Linked DNA regions of Homo sapiens: region 2 is linked to region 1. A link is a loop called in an ENCODE intact Hi-C map of the cell type or tissue named here. Cell type or tissue: PC-9. All regions are shown on one strand.

Region 1 (5,000 bases):
ACAAATGAATGGTGTAATACTTGTTTCATATGGAAGACATGTTTGCTTTCCTACTGAGAATATGTGTATTTTCCCATCCTTTATTTATTTATTTAAATTTTTTTGAAACGGAGTATTCTGTTTCATCACAAACACAAAGATCTGAAACCCCATTTTTGAGCCATCTCTGTATATAATAAGAATCCAGCCTGCATCTGTCAGTGATAGAGAGTACAGTAAACTAAGATGTCCCTGAAGAGGCCATAGTGTTGACAAAATTCAACATGATGGTGGAGTCTACACAAACACAGGAAACAAAACTCGGCCCTTCCACACAGCTGTCCTTGCAATGACTTCGTTTTAAGTCAACGTCTCTTCATGCTGTGCATATTCCCCAATGTCTGCTTGATGAAGTACCACAATCGCCATGGGGTCTACTTTTCTGCAGTCTTGTGTAGATTTTGCTGCCACCCCAAAACCCAAAGGGATGTCTGCCATGGAGTACACCACCACTCCCCTGGTACTGAGAACTATTTTCGGTGATTCGACCCAGACTATATTTCAACACATGGTTTCCATAGAGGAAGGACTGCTCTGCACCACGCTTTATCCACACTTTATACTCGGCATAAGGTGCAAGGTAATTCAGGGCTGTGACGTGAACCGAAACTTGTGGGTCTTAGTGACTTTTCCGAAGCAGGTCCCCAGTGACACCAGCTTGTCCCCGGAGATATTGGCATCCAGCTTCACAATCTTCTCACTCACATAGTCCACCCGGTCGTTGTGCAGCCAGAAACAGTAGGTGCGGTCAGGCCGGTCCAGCAGCAGCTGAAGATTCTCCCTGATGTACTTCACAATCTTCTCAAACATGACATGGGTCTCCTCTTCAGTCAAAGGCCGCATTTTCCTGCTGGGTTGGAACACCAGATCCTCGTGTCTCAGTCTTATTTATTTATTTTTAAGAGATGGAATTTCTCCCTGTTGTCCAAGCTGGAGTATAGTAGTGTGATCATAGCCTACTGCACCCTCGAACTCCTGGACTCAAGTGATCCTCCTGCCTCAGGCTCTCGAGTAGCTGGGACTACAGGCACACACCCATACTTTTAATCAATGTGTATTATATTTGAATTGTGTTTCTTGTAAATAGCATAGAGTTGAGTCACGGTTTTTAAAAATCCATTTTGACAATTTCTTTTTTAAAAAAAAATCTCACTTTTTTGAGGTCCGACATATAAAAGAAGTTTTTACATATAACTTGTATATATAAAATGTATACTGCTTGATGAGCTTAGGGAAAATTCCTATTTTTAAATTAGTATGTTTGGATCATTTACATTCATGTTATGATTGATATGTATGGATTTAGATTAATGGTACTACAAAATTTGGCTGCTGTTATTTACTTTTCAGAGTCTTCAAATACTTGTTCTTGCCTTCTGTCCAGGGTTTGTAATTATATTCAGTGTGAGAAAAGGTGTGAAGCATGCTTACTCCTTCTTACGTGAAACTGGAACTCTGGGGATAATTATTGTTAGAGCTCCCCTTAAATCTAGGGATCAGAGTCCAAGTTTTTTAATCTTACATGAACATTTTTTTTTATCAAATCACAATCTCAAATTTGCTTTTAAAAGCTATTTTCCTCCAGCAATTAAAACAGTGCTCTCCAAAACTCCCAGGATGGGCTGCTCAGAAAACTCTTCCCAGTACACTGCTATGGTTTCAGGAGTTCCCCATAGTTCGGAGTTGCTTGAGGTGAGCATTCATGATGTTGTAGACTTTTCTAACCAGACCAAACCAAATCACTAGATGGCTAGTGTCACCAAATTATTGTATCTATTTATTTTTTTTCAACCAATGTTTTTAAAGCATTTATTATGGGTCAGGCTCTGTTCTAAGTATTGGGGATGTAGTAGTGAACAAGAAAAGGCCCTTGCTCTAGTGGGTGAGGGGGAAGAGATAAAGACAATAAATATATAGAAATATGACTGAATCAGACAGTTTAAGTTAGTGCTAAGTGATATGAAGAAATAAAATCAGGGTAATGGGCTAGAAAGTAATGGGGATGAGAAGGACAGAGTAGCCGCTTTACTCACTTGGTCAGAGAAAGCCTCTCTAGAAGGTGACATTTGAGTTGAGGCCTGAATCTTGATAATAAAAGAATCTGGTGAAGAAATGGGTGGCAGAAGGTTTCAGGAAAAGAGAAATAAAATTGCAAAGACTTGAACTACTTTTTGTTCTACCTTTCCTTCTGCATTTCTGACCACAGAATTTAAATCTGCATGAGGAAAAGTGTTTTTTTCCCCCAACAGCTGGGAACCTTAATTGAAACTCGAAGTGTGTAAACTAAACATACGAACCTCAAACCATGTAAGCTACCCCAGAATTAGACTGATATAACTCACTCCCCAATATTTTTTTCTTCAGATCAGTGATACCCAAATTCTGGCCCAATATTAAGGGAATTTGGACAGAGTTTTAGCTAGGTATAATGTTTTGAAGGAGGGAGTCAGATCATCAGATTGTTGATAAGAAATCCAGATGCACTATTCCATTCTTTCACAGAAGACACCAAAACATATTATTTGCATTTAAATCACATTTTTAAACTGCCATGAAAGCAAGCATGCAAAGACCACCTGTGGACTGTAGATGGCAGACTATACCCACAAACTAGTGGTTGAACCCTCTGAGCAACCTCAGAAACATTTGGGAAAGACTATGGGCCCCAGCTTCTTGTGTCACAATGATTATACCATGCAAAAGATCTATAACAAGGATATTTACAAATGTTGGAACAGTGGGAAGGTTCTGTATACTGATACCACTGAAGTTACCCCCTCATGGTAACGAGACATTTGAGAGGCCCTGCTCTGAGAAATACTGTTTTAGTGACTAAAACATCCCAGACTCAGCCCTATAGGATGAAAGCTAACATGTAAGTAGTACTTACAGATACTGACAATTGTCTGTGATTAAGACTGTTGAGAGAAAGCGGGTGGAGTGGGGGGTCTTTGGAGTTCTTAGTACTTTCTAGATTGAAAAACAGTATCTGGTGCACTCAAGCAGTATAGTAAGAAAAGGCGGTAAAACTTCCAAAAATGGCATCTTTATAAATTGCATGATTTTGTGACATCAGCCATTTGCTAGCCTAGGGATTCTGTTTGGTTTGGTCTTAGAAAAGTCTACTGCATGATTCTATTTTTATGACTGCCTCGAAAAGACAAAATTATAAAGATGGAGAACAGATTAGTGGTTGTCAGGAGTTATGGGCAGGGGGAGGTGGTGACCAAAAAGAAATAGCACAAGGGATATTTTGGGGGGTGATGGAACTGTTTTACATCCTGATTATGGTGGTAGATAACAGGAATCTACACGTGTTAAAATTTAGAGAATGTACACTCATACACACACACAAATTTACTCAAAATAAAATTAAAGAGTAATATAAAAGAGATTTTCCTAGTAATAATGACTTTTCCCTTCAAAAAGCCATTGAAGAAAAGCAAGAGGTTGAAGAAAAAATGCTCATGAAGAAAAGGAGCCCAAATTCTCCACTCCCTCAATCACAGTTACCAAATTTTGCTCAGGTCTCTGCCTTATTCCATCAAAAATATAGCTATTGAGTGAGTCTAAGATAAAAGTCTTCCATAGATACATCATTGAATAATATACACTTATGCTTTAAAGAGTAAATGATAGTTGTTCAGCTATGAATTAGTATTCACTTGTATCATATACAGCTGGGACCATGAACTAGGTCTTTCACAAAATGAAAAAATTTTAATTGTAATTCGTCAAAAAATTAAATTAACAAGTTAATTTAATAATAAGCAGTTTAATTAATGGACACATAATGAATATTTAGACCTGTATTCCACCAACCCATTTATCTAACTTTAATCTGTAATTAAATTTCACTAAAATTCATTAAAATTCAAAAGACATGCTCTTTTTAAGCTTCTAGTAGTACATTTTGTATTAAGGTGGTAAAACTAACCAATAAAACAATTTTGAGTTATATATTCCGATCTTATAGCAGTATACTATATTTCCTAAAACTTAAAGATTCACTTTTATTTGTTTCATTTCTTAAAATGGTATGTTCTCTTGCCAATGTGAAGCTCAAGGCAGATTTATTTCTCTTTACCTAAATGCATTCAGGGAGTTTTTAAAACAAATGCAACTTGTCTTGTTCAGAATGAATTAAATTCAGTGTTGGGAATAAGGAACCGGTTTTAGAATCCAGACCAATCACAGAATGGTGGCGTGATCCAGTGGGTCCCTTAGTCTGTTTTCCAACAGCCTATCTCCCAAATGAAAATGTGGGATGTGATTAGCGACATGTGTTTCCTCTCTACTCACAGGAGTTCATAACAAGGTGAATTATACTAATTATAATACTAACTACCACTGCACTAGGTTATTTATATATGTCATCTAACTGGATTGTCACAGACCCTTATGAAATAGATGTTGTAAGTAGATCTGTTAACTACCAGAAATTTGAAATTTTGAAGTTTAATTCCAGCTCTGAATCCTGGATGTCATGACCTTGCAAAGCTCAGGATCCTTACTTCTACTCTGCTCCAAACAAGTCTTCCTTGCTAGAAATGCCTTCACTGTGTCATCTGCTGACCTCTCTGATGATGTCAGCTGTTGGGTCTTAGTTCTTTAAGCTCCTCAGTTGCTACCATTACCCTGTAGACTTTTAATGGTCTAATAGTTGTTCCATCCAAGATGTTATTATTGCTTGAATTCACCTCCAATCACTTTATTTTCACTCCAATTGTGTCCAGAATTGGTGGGTTCTTGGTCTCGCTGACTTCAAGAATGAAGCTGTGGACCCTGTGAGTGTTACAGTTCTTAAAGATAGGGTGTCCGGAGTCTGTTCCTTCAGATGTTCAGATGTGTCCAGAGTTTCTTCCTTCTGATGGGTTTGTGGTCTCGCTGGCTTCAGGAGTGAAGCTGCAGACCTTCACAGTGAGTGTTACAGCTCATAACGGTAGTGTGGACCCAAGAAG
Region 2 (5,000 bases), 140 kb after region 1:
TGGCTTTAAGTAAGGAGGGAGCAGATATATAAAAATCCTTATCCCTCTTTCTAATCTCTTATGTCCTGTGAGTGTCACCCATTGAGTAAACCCAAGTGGAAGTCAGCAGGAAAGTAGCTGGGATGATGCAGTCTTTACAGGTAAGCCTTTTGGAAGCACAGAACAATGGACAGAAGGGCAACTAATAGATCTACAGGGGTGCCCTGAAAGTGATCAGCAGAGAGACTTAGCTATTGATTTCAATCTCTCCCGTCCTCTCATTGGTATATTTAAGGTTATATATTTCCTTTTAAGTACTATTTTAGCTGCATTTCATAAATTATAAAATGAGGTAGTCCATTATTATTCATTGCCGAATATATTGTAAGTCCTATTAAGATTTCTTCTATAACCCATGAAGTATTTAGATGTATGTTTATTTCCATACATAAGCGGTTTTGTGTGTTTGGTATTTATTTCTAACTTAACCACATTGTGATCTGAGCTAGTGTGTCTGACACTAATTCCTGGGAAGTTTTTGAGACTTTATTTCCAGTCCAGTACATAACGATTCTCTCTGTGTTTGAAAAGATTGGGTGTTTTGGTTGTAGTATTCTGTGTATGTCAGTTAGTCCTCAATAGATCAAGCTTCTTATGATTTATTCAGATTTTCTATGTCTTTACTGATTTTTGTCTTGATCTGTCAATTACAGAGATAGGTGTATTGAAAACTGTCATTATGATATATTTTTTCATTTCTCTTGTTTTCTGTCAACCTTTGCTAATACATTTGAAAAATATTTTATTAGAAAGAATTTAGTCAGTATTTCTTCCTGGAGAATGCATCTCTTTAAAATATGTGCCGACCATCTTATCTTTTGTTTTTCTTTCTGTCTAAAAGTCTATCTTGATGGACAATAATGTAGCTCTACTAGCTTTATTTTGGTTAATATAATAGTGACATTTCTTTTCATCTTGGCTCTTTCATCTGGAATCACTTTTCTTCTGTAGGATGAACATTCATTACAAATTTCTTTAGTGAGAATCTGTTGGTCCATCTGTTAGGCATTTGAAAATGTCTTTACTTGTTCCTGTTTTTCAAAAATGTCTTTCTTTAACATGTAATTCTGAGTGAACATTTATTCCTCAAGGGAATTATTTTCCTCTTTACTCATTTCCAAGTTTTAAAGTGCAATTTTCCTTGCAATTTCTGGGAGTTTGGATAGGGGGATCACTGAGGGCTAAGTGTAGGTTGAACCATGGAAAATTGTTTTTCATAAGTCAAAAATAATCAAATATTGGCAATTTCTTATGGCTTAACCTTAATTGTCTACCCTTATGCTCAAATTGGATACCTTTGGGAAATCCTAGCTTTAGATAGAGGTGTTTGCTATAAGATCATCCATGTTGTTTGGGCTGTGGGTTTTGTCACCTGTCCTCCATATTCTATGAGGCCATGGAAACAGAAAATCAGTAACTTGACCAGGCAAATGACTTCAAGGTAAGAGCCAACTTTAATATTCAGTTTACTTCTTCTCGTTTTTATTTTGGCCTCTAACTATTCCTTGGTTTCTTGCAAGCTTATCAATATACTTAAAAGATATTTTGAATATTTTAGTGGCATCATTTAGTTTTCAGTGGGAGTGGTAATGGATGCAGTCTGCCATACTGCCAAAAAAAGAAGTGCTTCTCTTTGTCCTTTCTTCTCATACATTTTAAAATTGAGGTATATTCCACACAGCATAACATTCACTCATTTATTTATTTATTTATTTATTTATTTATTTATTTATTTATTTTGAGATGGAGTCTCGCTCTGTCACCCAGGCTGGAGTGCAGTGGTGCAATCTCGGCTCACTGCAACCTCTGCCTTCCGGGTCCAAGCGATTCTTCTGCCTCAGCCTCCCGAGTAGCTGGGACTACAGGTGCGCACCACCATGCCTGGCTAATTTTTGTTATTTTTAGTAGAGATGGGGGTTTCACTATGTTGGCCAGGCTGGTCTTGAACTCCTGACCTTGTAACCCACCTGCCTCAGCTTCCCAAAGTGCTGGGATTACAGGCGTGAGCCACCGCACCCAGCCACATTGACTGTTTTAAAGTATGCGATCCAGTGCTTTTTAGTGTATGCACAAAGTTACGTAAACATCACCATTATCTGAATGGAAAACAGTTTATCATCACCAGAAGAAACTGTACTTGTTAGCAATCACTCTCTATTTCCCCTTCCCCCAGTTCTTGGTAACCACTAGTTTACTTTCTGTTTTTATAGATTTGTCTATTCTGGACATTTAATATTAGTGGAACCACACAATACGTTGGTCTTTTGTCACTGGCTTCTTTTATTTAACATCATGTTTTCACAGTTCATCCGTGTTGTAGCATATATCATTAATCCATCCATTTTAATGGCTGGATAATATCCATTGTATGGAGACACCACATTTTGTGTATCCATTCCTCAGTTGATGGACATTTGGGTTTTTTCTACTTTTTGTCTTTTATGAATAATGTTGCTATGAACATTTGTAAACATGTTTTTATGCCAACCTATGTCTTCAATTCTCTTGGGTATGTACTTAGACATGGAATTGCTCACTCATCTGAGGTCATAAAAGGGTGTCTTAAGATAAATTTCTACATTCTAAAATTGGATTGCAAGGACTTGCTTGAGAGGTGATCTGTGGCCTTGATGACTTCAATCCCCCTGCCTTCCTTTCACCCACTTCAGCTTCCCCTCTTATCCCTGAATGTGCTGCTCCCTCTGCTGGGAACACTTTTCACATCCTCCTTTCACTTTACCAATTCCTGCTAATCTTTCAAGTCTCAGCTCATGTGTCATTGACACAAGGAAGTTTTCTTGACACCCCAGATGAGGTCAGGCACCTGCTTATGTGAATGATTTAGCATCCTCATTGTCTCTTTTTAGTTATTTTCTTTTACTATTAGTAATTTTACATTCGTAAGTGATTATTTGATTTTACATCTGTGTTCCTTGTTAGACTGTAAGATCCATAATGGCAGGGAAGATGCCTGTAGTTGTTCACCATTGTGTTTCTAGCACCCAGAACAGTCTTGGGAATTAGCAAGCTTTCAATAAGTATTTGATGAATAAATAGATGCAGTGAAAGCTGATTGTAAAGATGCTACATTAGTTTGCTAGAGCTGCAGTAACAAAGTGCCACACATTGGGTGGCTTAAATAACAGAAATTTATTGTCTTCACAATTCTGGAGGCTGGAAGTCCAAGATCAAGTTATCGACAGGTTTGGTTCCTTCTGAGAACTGTGAGGGAAGGATCTGTTCCGGAACTCTCTCCTTGGCTTGTAGATGGCCGTCTTCTCTTTTTCAATTCACATTGTCTTTCCTCTAAGCATGTCTCTGTATTCAAATTTTCCTTTTTTATGAGGAGGAGAGTCATATTGGTTTAGACCCCACCCTAATTATATTTTTACTTGATTTCCTCTGTAAAGGCCCTGTCTCCAAATAGTGTCACATTCTTAGGTACTGAAGGTTAGTACTTCTACACATGAATTTAGAGGGACACAATTCAACCCATAACAGATGGTTATAGACTACTGCCTTTAATGGCAACTGGAGTTTGAGGCTGAGAGGGATGGCAAGTTCATGACAGTGTGTGTTTCAAAGGAACAAGCGCCAAGAGGCACTTAGCTAGCAATTAGTAGATCCAGAATGCAAACTCTTTCACCTAAAACAGGTTTGCTTATTTCCATGTTTGGATCTTTACCTACTGTGGGATAATGCAACCCTTTGAACATACAGGATTTCAAACCATATAGGTCTAGGGAACTTTTCCCCATTTCTTACATAATCTATACGTAAAGGGTTTCATGGTAAAATATATTTAGGAAATGCTTCAGACACACTTGGCTTTCTTAGAGTGTTATAAGGCACATATACTAGAGACTCTGATAAATCTTGCAGTAAAGTGACTTCTTTAATCCAATATTTCTTGAATTTATTTATTTATTTTTACCAAGGAGTCCCCTCTCGGTGTTAACATGCTGTATCATTTGTCATTTATTATGTAATTTATTAACTTACTGAATCATTTGGTCAGATAGGTTTGGGAAATGCTAGGGTTTCTTCTGTGAGTGGGAGAGAGATGCTATCCCTGGTGACCACCTTTCCATCTTTCCTCTCCTTATAAGAGGGTAATTACCTCTCTATATCTCTCTCTTCCTGTTTACATGTCACATTTAGGTTTTGTATGAATATCAAAAGCCCTGGCTGTGGCTAATAGTTTTGGCTGCTGTCACAGAAGATGAGAAGGTGGCTGTGTTTACTGGTGTAAGTTTGTTTACACAGGAAATATGCAAAGAAACCCTCCCTCATTCCACTGCTCTTAGAAACACTGCAAGCCAAACATAAGATCTTTTCTGGGTCTCTAAGTGCCTCAGCGATGATTTGAGCAGTAGTCATGCATCTGTTGCAAGCTTTTCTTTGTTAAGATCCCAATTTTAAGAGAATCAACAGTATAAAATATCACACTTGAGTGGGAAGCTGATTTTAAAATGGCAGATGAGATAATAAGATCAGATTGATGTTAATTCCCTTACTGCGAATCCCACAGACTTTTGTGAGAATGGAGACCAGACTTATTCTAAGGCATCTGCTTCTTCCCACGTTCCTCCCACTTGAGACTGAGGAGGCAAATTGCTTGGGGAAACCCCTAGTCACGCAGCTGTAGCCTCTCTAGAGATGGATAAAGCAGCATGTAGGTGAATGGTATTAGGAAGCAAGTGAGTCACTGCATTTTGGCATCATAACTCACCACTGTCTGTGGCACAGCAGCAATAGCCATTTTCCTTAAGCAACATCTGGACGTGACTGCATGAAGTTACCCATGGGATAACAAGAAGGCTGAGGAAAGAACATGAATTCCCTGACCTTCATCCCAGGAGCTCAGTTTGTCTTTGTTTTAGCTCCAGAAGTACAGCTCTAATTAAAACCTCCATCAAGGAGGTGAGGCCTGGTCTAAAGGACCCCAGGAAGGCCACATT

Evidence for each region. Hi-C counts contacts between places; a loop is a spot of excess contacts. Peaks named below come from ENCODE experiments on the same cell type or tissue, not always from the same donor. Only the 100,000 strongest peaks of a DNase experiment are listed, where the experiment ranks them.
Region 2: a loop joins it to region 1, with 10 times the contacts of the local background. A loop is called at or near these places in 56 of 110 quality-filtered maps.

What each region holds. Positions count from the first base shown.
Region 1 is chr3:132,397,135-132,402,134 of GRCh38, reverse strand. It overlaps the pseudogene NIP7P2. Among named protein-coding and RNA genes, the nearest start is that of DNAJC13, 18 kb to the left of the region's middle. In PC-9, CTCF peaks have their summits at 2,440 and 2,640 (motif pointing right); no DNase peak of the experiment used is centred here.
Region 2 is chr3:132,254,924-132,259,923 of GRCh38, reverse strand. No RefSeq gene overlaps it. Among named protein-coding and RNA genes, the nearest start is that of TRC-GCA9-1, 26 kb to the right of the region's middle. In PC-9, CTCF peaks have their summits at 2,515 and 2,719 (motif pointing left); DNase peaks (open chromatin) are centred at 2,763, 4,343 and 4,743; H3K27ac peaks cover 1,470 bases.